2 separate regions of the Homo sapiens genome follow, and region 1 is linked to region 2. The links are chromatin contacts, found by Hi-C or POLR2A ChIA-PET in ENCODE. All regions are on one chromosome and are shown on one strand. The core of a region is the stretch at or near the end of the contact, and the rest is flanking DNA. Distances in the headings are between cores, read along the strand shown.

Evidence for each region. A loop is a pair of places that touch in the nucleus more often than their neighbours do. ChIA-PET counts read pairs that join two places held with the same protein, here RNA polymerase II (POLR2A). Pooled maps may share reads with other maps.
Region 1: a loop to region 2 is called in a map of sigmoid colon, with 4 times the contacts of the local background. The contact joins the promoter of FAM230I here to the promoter of PCAT14 in region 2. A Hi-C loop is called at or near these places in 1 of 168 maps with a recorded cell type or tissue (sigmoid colon) and 4 of 50 pooled maps. POLR2A ChIA-PET finds 5 or more read pairs at or near these places in 1 of 52 experiments (WTC11).

The regions. Positions count from the first base shown.
Region 1 is chr22:23,485,517-23,489,019 of GRCh38, forward strand. It overlaps FAM230I (family with sequence similarity 230 member I), which reads right to left and starts at 1,464. Exons shown (of 12, transcript NR_165490.1): 1 at 1,363-1,464.
Region 2 is chr22:23,536,446-23,539,745 of GRCh38, forward strand. PCAT14 (prostate cancer associated transcript 14) reads left to right here and starts at 1,657. Exons shown (of 4, transcript NR_109832.1): 1 at 1,657-1,879; 2 at 2,316-2,393. LOC124900476 (endogenous retrovirus group K member 5 Gag polyprotein-like) reads left to right here and starts at 436. Exons shown (of 2, transcript XM_047441690.1): 1 at 436-691; 2 at 2,316-3,300. The coding sequence starts at 2,429. RefSeq lists enhancers at 6-622, 1,855-2,469, 3,157-3,300, 3,177-3,300 and a silencer at 1,677-1,971.

The DNA.
Region 1 (3,503 bases), core at 214-2,713, 51 kb before region 2:
TAGTCTCATGTATCACCCTGGTTGCAACTCCCTTGACAAAGGATACCACTATCTGCCACAACGACCCAGTGGCCTGGCTGGCACAGACAGGGGCAGAGCAAAGGGCAAGAGATCCCTAATCCCATCACTATGACGATAGGGCATCATAGACAGTTCAGGGTGAAGGCACAATCCACATTGTGAGGTCCAACTGCTGCCATGTAGACAGGCGTGCTTTTACATATACAGGAAGGTCATTGAAGATAAGTGTTTTATATCCACGATCAACATATGAGATGACCATGAAATGAACACCAGTGTACTGGGTGGAGCAGCTTATCTATTCAGTCTTCTGCACTAAAACCTGTGAAAGAATATCATGTTGCCTTATTTACTAACAAATACAAGTGCCTCTAAACTTAGTTTCCAACTCACAGAACTGATGAGCACTTAGCTCCTAGAGAGAGCTCTGGATGATGGGTCGGGAGAACTAAGTCACACAATACATCAAAACAGCATTAACAAGTAAACAGGTTTTCAAAGCTTTCTACATGCAAACTTACACAATTATCCCTTTAATTTTTATCTTCATATATATGTATATGATCTATTTGTTTCTGAGTATAAATAAAACTGTATGTTCTTAGTTAACAGTCTCTACCAATTCATTCTATTTATCTTTCTGTGTTGAAATACTGCATTTCATTGGGAAACAAAAAAAAAAAAAAATTTGACTAAGACTACTCTGGAAAGGTGAGTAGGTTGGGTGATTGACTGTAATTGACAATTCTATGATTTTGGATAACTCCCAAAGCATAAAAATAAATGTTTTTTATTTCACACACAGACAATACGCATTCTTATTACATTTAAAATTGATATGTGAATGGACATGACTTACTACAAATTTATTAAACTAAATACACATTTCACAACAAAAGAAGAGAGGAAGGAAAAACATGTCAAAAACAAAGATAGGTACATTTTATTGTGTGAAAAGCCTCAAACCCATCTGTACTACTGTGGCTTTTCTCCAAACTTTTTGAAAGTAATGATTTCATAGGTTCTTAATTAGGTTAAAAACTACATTAAAATAGACTTTGCCATATTCTCCTCAAGGGAATAACTTAATTTGGGGCGGGAGCATTGAAGGGTGCAGGATGTAAAAGGAAATGATACATATTTTTTAAATGAAGAAAAAGTTCAAAAGCACCCTGCTTGATACAAGAATCAAATATATAAAATGAGGAATAAAACATAACCACAAAACTTATTTATAACTGCATATGGAAAATACAGAGGATAATTTTTTAAATAACATATTTTGAAAGTATTAACTAGTAATTTGAAAAGACAGCATTTGACAGGCCAGTATGAACATACCTCGAATGCAGGAAAAGTGGATCCCCATAAGAAAAATCAAAATCAGGAAAAATGAAAGCACAAAGGTTCAATCTGCTCTGACCTTCGAAAAACTCAGCACAGACAGTGGCACTTAAGACTGAGGGCAGGAGATCCCTAATCCCATCACCACGGTGATGGGGCATCACAGACATTCCCGGGTGAAGGCACAATCCACACTGTGAGGTCCAACTGCTGCCATGCAGACAGGTGTGCTTTTACATGTACAGGAAGGTCATTGAAGATAAGTGTTTTATTTCAAAAACTGAATCCCAAGCCTACACATTATTATTCTGTGTTTCTTAAAATAAGTTATGAGATGGGAAATAGGGTACCCCTAAATATAGCCAATAGTGAGAATTTCAAATTGAAGAGGGGCACAACTGATTATTCTGAAAACAAGCAGAGATTCCATTCTTTTTTTTCTTTTTCAACTTTTATGTTAGATTCAGGGTGTACACGTGCAGGTTAGTTACCTGGGTATATTGTGTGGTGCTGAGGTTTGGGGTATGAATGATCTCAACACCCAGGTACTGAACATGGTACTCAGCAGTTTTTCAACCTTTTCCTTCCTCCCTCCCTCTCTTAGCAGTCCTAGTGTCTATTGTCACCATCTTCGTGTCCATGGGTACTCAGCGTTTAGCACCTACTTATAAGAACATGAGGCGTTTGTTTTCTGTTACATTAGTTCACTTAGTGGCTTCTAGCTCTAGCCATTTTCCCGCAAAGAACATAATTTCATTCTTTTGTAGCTGCATAGTATTCCATGGTCTATATGTACCACATTTTTATCCAGTCCACTGTTGACGGGCACCTAGGTTGATCCCATGTCTTTGCTATCGTGAATAGTGTTGCAATAAACATACGAGTGCGTATGTCTTTTTGGTGGAATGATTTGTTTTCTTTTGGATACATACTCAGTAATGGGATTGCTGGGCTGAATGTTAGTTCTGTTTTATGTTCTTTGAGAAATCTCCAAACTGCTTTCCACAGTGGCTGAACTAACTTACATTCCCACCAACAGTGTATAAGCATTTCGTTTTCTCCTTATCCTTGCCAGTATCTGCTATTTTTTTTTACTTTTAAAAAAATAGTCTTTCTGACTGGTGTGAGATAATATCTCATTGTGGTTTTGATTTGCATTTCTCTCATGATTAGTGATGATAAGCATTTTTTCACGTTTGTTGGCTGCATGTATGTCTTCTTTTGAGAAGTGTTTATTTGCCCCTTTTTAAATGGGGCTGTTTTTGCTTGTGGAATTAAGTTCCTCATAGATTCTGGATATTAGACCTTTGTTGTACGCATAGTTTGTGAATAATTCCCCCCATCCTGTAGGTTGTCTGCTTACTCTGCTGATGGTCTCCTTTGCTGTGTGGCAGCTCTTTAGTTTAACTAGGTCTCACTTGCCAAGTTTTGTTGCAATTTCTTTTAAAGACTTAGTCATGAATTATTTCCCATAGGCCATGTCAAGAATGGTACTTCTGAAGTTTTTCTTCCAGGATTATTGTAGTTTGAGGTCTTAAATTTAAATCTTTAATCCAACCTGCGTAAATTTTTGTATATGGTGAAAAATAGGTGTCCAGTTTTTTTCTTTTTTTCTTTTTTTTTTTTGAGAGGGAGTCTTGCTCATCGCCAGGCTGGAGCGTAGTGGCCATTTCGACTCACAGCAACCTCCGCTTCCTGGGTTCAAGTGATTCTCCTGCCTCAGCTTCCCGAGTAGCTGGGATTACAGGCACGTTCCACCATGTCCAGCTAATTTTTGTAATTTTAGTAGAGACGGGTTTTCACCATCTTGGCCAGGCTGGTCTTTTTTTTTTTTTTTTTTTTTTTTTGAGACGGAGTCTCGCTCTGTCTGGGTGCCCAGGCTGGAGTGCAGTGGCGCGATCTCGGCTCACCGCAAGCTCTGCCTCCCAGGTTCAAGCCATTTTCCTGCCTCAGCCTCTCGAGTAGCTGGGACTACAGGCGCCCGCCAGAACGCCCTTCTAATTTTTTGTATTTTTAGTAGAGACGGTATTTAGTAACATGGTATTTCACCGTGTTAGCCAAGATGGTCTCGATCTCCTGACCTCGTGATCCACCCACCTCGGCCTCCCAAAGTGCTGGGATTACAGGCATGAGGCACC
Region 2 (3,300 bases), core at 407-2,906:
GGAAAGACCTGACTGTCCCCTGGCCCGACACCCGTAAAGGGTCTGTGCTGAGGATTAGTAAAAGAGGAAGGAAGGCCTCTTTGCAGTTGAGATAAGAGGAAGGCATCTGTCTCCTGCTCATCCCTGGGCAATGGAATGTCTTGGTGTAAAGCCTGATTGTATATGCCATCTACTGAGATAGGAGAAAACTGCCTTAGGGCTGGAGGTGGGACATGCTGGCGGCAATACTGCTCTTTAAGGCATTGAGATGTTTATGTATATGCACATCAAAAGCACAGCACTTTTTTCTTTACCTTGTTTATGATGCAGAGACATTTGTTCACATGTTTTCCTGCTGGCCCTCTCCCCACTATTACCCTATTGTCCTGCCACATCCCCCTCTCCGAGATGGTAGAGATAATGATCAATAAATACTGAGGGAACTCAGAGACCGGTGCGGCGCGGGTCCTCCATATGCTGAGCGCCGGTCCCCTGGGCCCACTTTTCTTTCTCTATACTTTGTCTCTGTTGTCTTTCTTTTCTCAAGTCTCTCGTTCCACCTGAGGAGAAATGCCCACAGCTGTGGAGGCGCAGGCCACTCCATCTGGTGCCCAACGTGGATGCTTTTCTCTAGGGTGAAGGGACTCTCGAGTGTGGTCATTGAGGACAAGTCAACGAGAGATTCCCGAGTACGTCTACAGTGAGCCTTGTGGTAAGCTTGGGCGCTCGGAAGAAGCCAGGGTTAATGGGGCAAACTAAAAGTAAAGTCTCTCATTCCACCTGATGAGAAACACCCAGAGGTGTGGAGGGGCAGGCCACCCCTTCAGGGTAGGGTCCCCTCCATGCAGACCATAGAGCACAGGTGTGCCCCAAAGAGGAGCAGAGAGAAGGAGGGAGAGGGCCCACGAGAGACTTGGAAATGAATGGCAGGATTTTAGGCGCTGGACTTGGGTTCGGGGCACCTGGCCTTTCCTTGTGTATTTCTCCTACTGTCTGCCTAACTATTTAATACAATAAAAGAAAACCAGCCCCTGGTTCTTGTGGTGTTTCCACCCTCCCGGGTCCCCGCTGGCTGCCTGGCTTCCTCCCGCAGCTCCTGCTGTGTGTGTATGTGTGTGTGTGTGCACATCTGTGGGGCGTATGTGTGTTCGTCTTTGTAATTGAGGCTGCAGAGTGGAGAGAGCAGGGGTTTTCTCTGGGGACCCAGAGAGAAGGAGGCGTTTTCACCACAGCCGAACAGGGCAGGACCCCAGCACCCGGGACCCAGCGGGACTTTGCCAAGGGGATGGACCTGGCTGGGCCACGCGGCTGTTTGTGTAGGGAAAAGAAAGAGAGATCACACTGTTACTGTGTCTATGTAGAAAAGGAAGACATAAACTCCATTTTGAGCTGTACTAAGAAAAATTATTTTGCCTTGACCTGCTGTTAACCTGTAACTGTAGCCCCAACCCTGTGCTCAAAGAAACATGTGCTGTATGGAATCAAGGTTTAAGGGATCAAGGGCTGTACAGGATGTGCCTTGTTAACAATGTGTTTACAGGCAGTATGCTTGGTAAAAGTCATCGCCATTCTCCATTCTCCATTAATCAGGGGCACGATGCACTGCGGAAAGCCACAGGGACCTCTGCCCGAGAAAGCCTGGGTATTGTCCAAGGCTTCCCCCCACTGAGACAGCCTGAGATACGGCCTCGTGGGAAGGGAAAGACCTGACCGTCCCCCAGCCCGACACCCGTAAAGGGTCTGTGCTGAGGAGGATTAGTAAAAGGGGAAGGCCTCTTGCAGTTGAGATAAGAGGAAGGCCTCCGTCTCCTGCATGTCCTTGGGAATGGAATGTCTTGGTGTAAAACCCGATAGTACATTCCTTCTATTCTGAGAGAAGAAAACCACCCTGTGGCTGGAGGTGAGATATGCTAGCGGCAATGCTGCTCTGTTACTCTTTGCTACACTGAGATGTTTGGGTGGAGAGAAGCATAAATCTGGCCTATGTGCACATCTGGGCACAGAACCTCCCCTTGAACTTGTGACACAGATTCCTTTGTTCACATGTTTTCCTGCTGACCTTCTCCCCACTATCGCCCTGTTCTCCCACCGCATTCCCCTTGCTGAGATAGTGAAAATAGTAATCTGTAGATACCAAGGGAACTCAGAGACCATGGCCGGTGCACATCCTCCGTACGCTGAGCGCTGGTCCCCTGGGCCCATTGTTCTTTCTCTATACTTTGTCTCTGTGTCTTATTTCTTTCCTCAGTCTCTCATCCCTCCTGACGAGAAATACCCACAGGTGTGGAGGGGCTGGCCCCCTTCATCTGATGCCCAATGTGGGTGCCTTTCTCTAGGGTGAAGGTACTCTACAGTGTGGTCATTGAGGACAAGTTGACGAGAGAGTCCCAAGTACGTCCACGGTCAGCCTTGCGGTAAGCTTGTGTGCTTAGAGGAACCCAGGGTAACGATGGGGCAAACTGAAAGTAAATATGCCTCTTATCTCAGCTTTATTAAAATTCTTTTAAGAAGAGGGGGAGTTAGAGCTTCTACAGAAAATCTAATTACGCTATTTCAAACAATAGAACAATTCTGCCCATGGTTTCCAGAACAGGGAACTTTAGATCTAAAAGATTGGGAAAAAATTGGCAAAGAATTAAAACAAGCAAATAGGGAAGGTAAAATCATCCCACTTACAGTATGGAATGATTGGGCCATTATTAAAGCAACTTTAGAACCATTTCAAACAGGAGAAGATATTGTTTCAGTTTCTGATGCCCCTAAAAGCTGTGTAACAGATTGTGAAGAAGAGGCAGGGACAGAATCCCAGCAAGGAACGGAAAGTTCACATTGTAAATATGTAGCAGAGTCTGTAATGGCTCAGTCAACGCAAAATGTTGACTACAGTCAATTACAGGAGATAATATACCCTGAATCATCAAAATTGGGGGAAGGAGGTCCAGAATCATTGGGGCCATCAGAGCCTAAACCACGATCGCCATCAACTCCTCCTCCCGTGGTTCAGATGCCTGTAACATTACAACCTCAAACGCAGGTTAGACAAGCACAAACCCCAAGAGAAAATCAAGTAGAAAGGGACAGAGTCTCTATCCCGGCAATGCCAACTCAGATACAGTATCCACAATATCAGCCGGTAGAAAATAAGACCCAACCGCTGGTAGTTTATCAATACCGGCTGCCAACCGAGCTTCAGTATCGGCCTCCTTCAGAGGTTCAATACAGACCTCAAGCGGTGTGTCCTGTGCCAAATAGCACGGCACCATACCAGCAACCCACAGCGATGGCGTCTAATTCACCAGCAACACAGGACGCGGCGCTGTA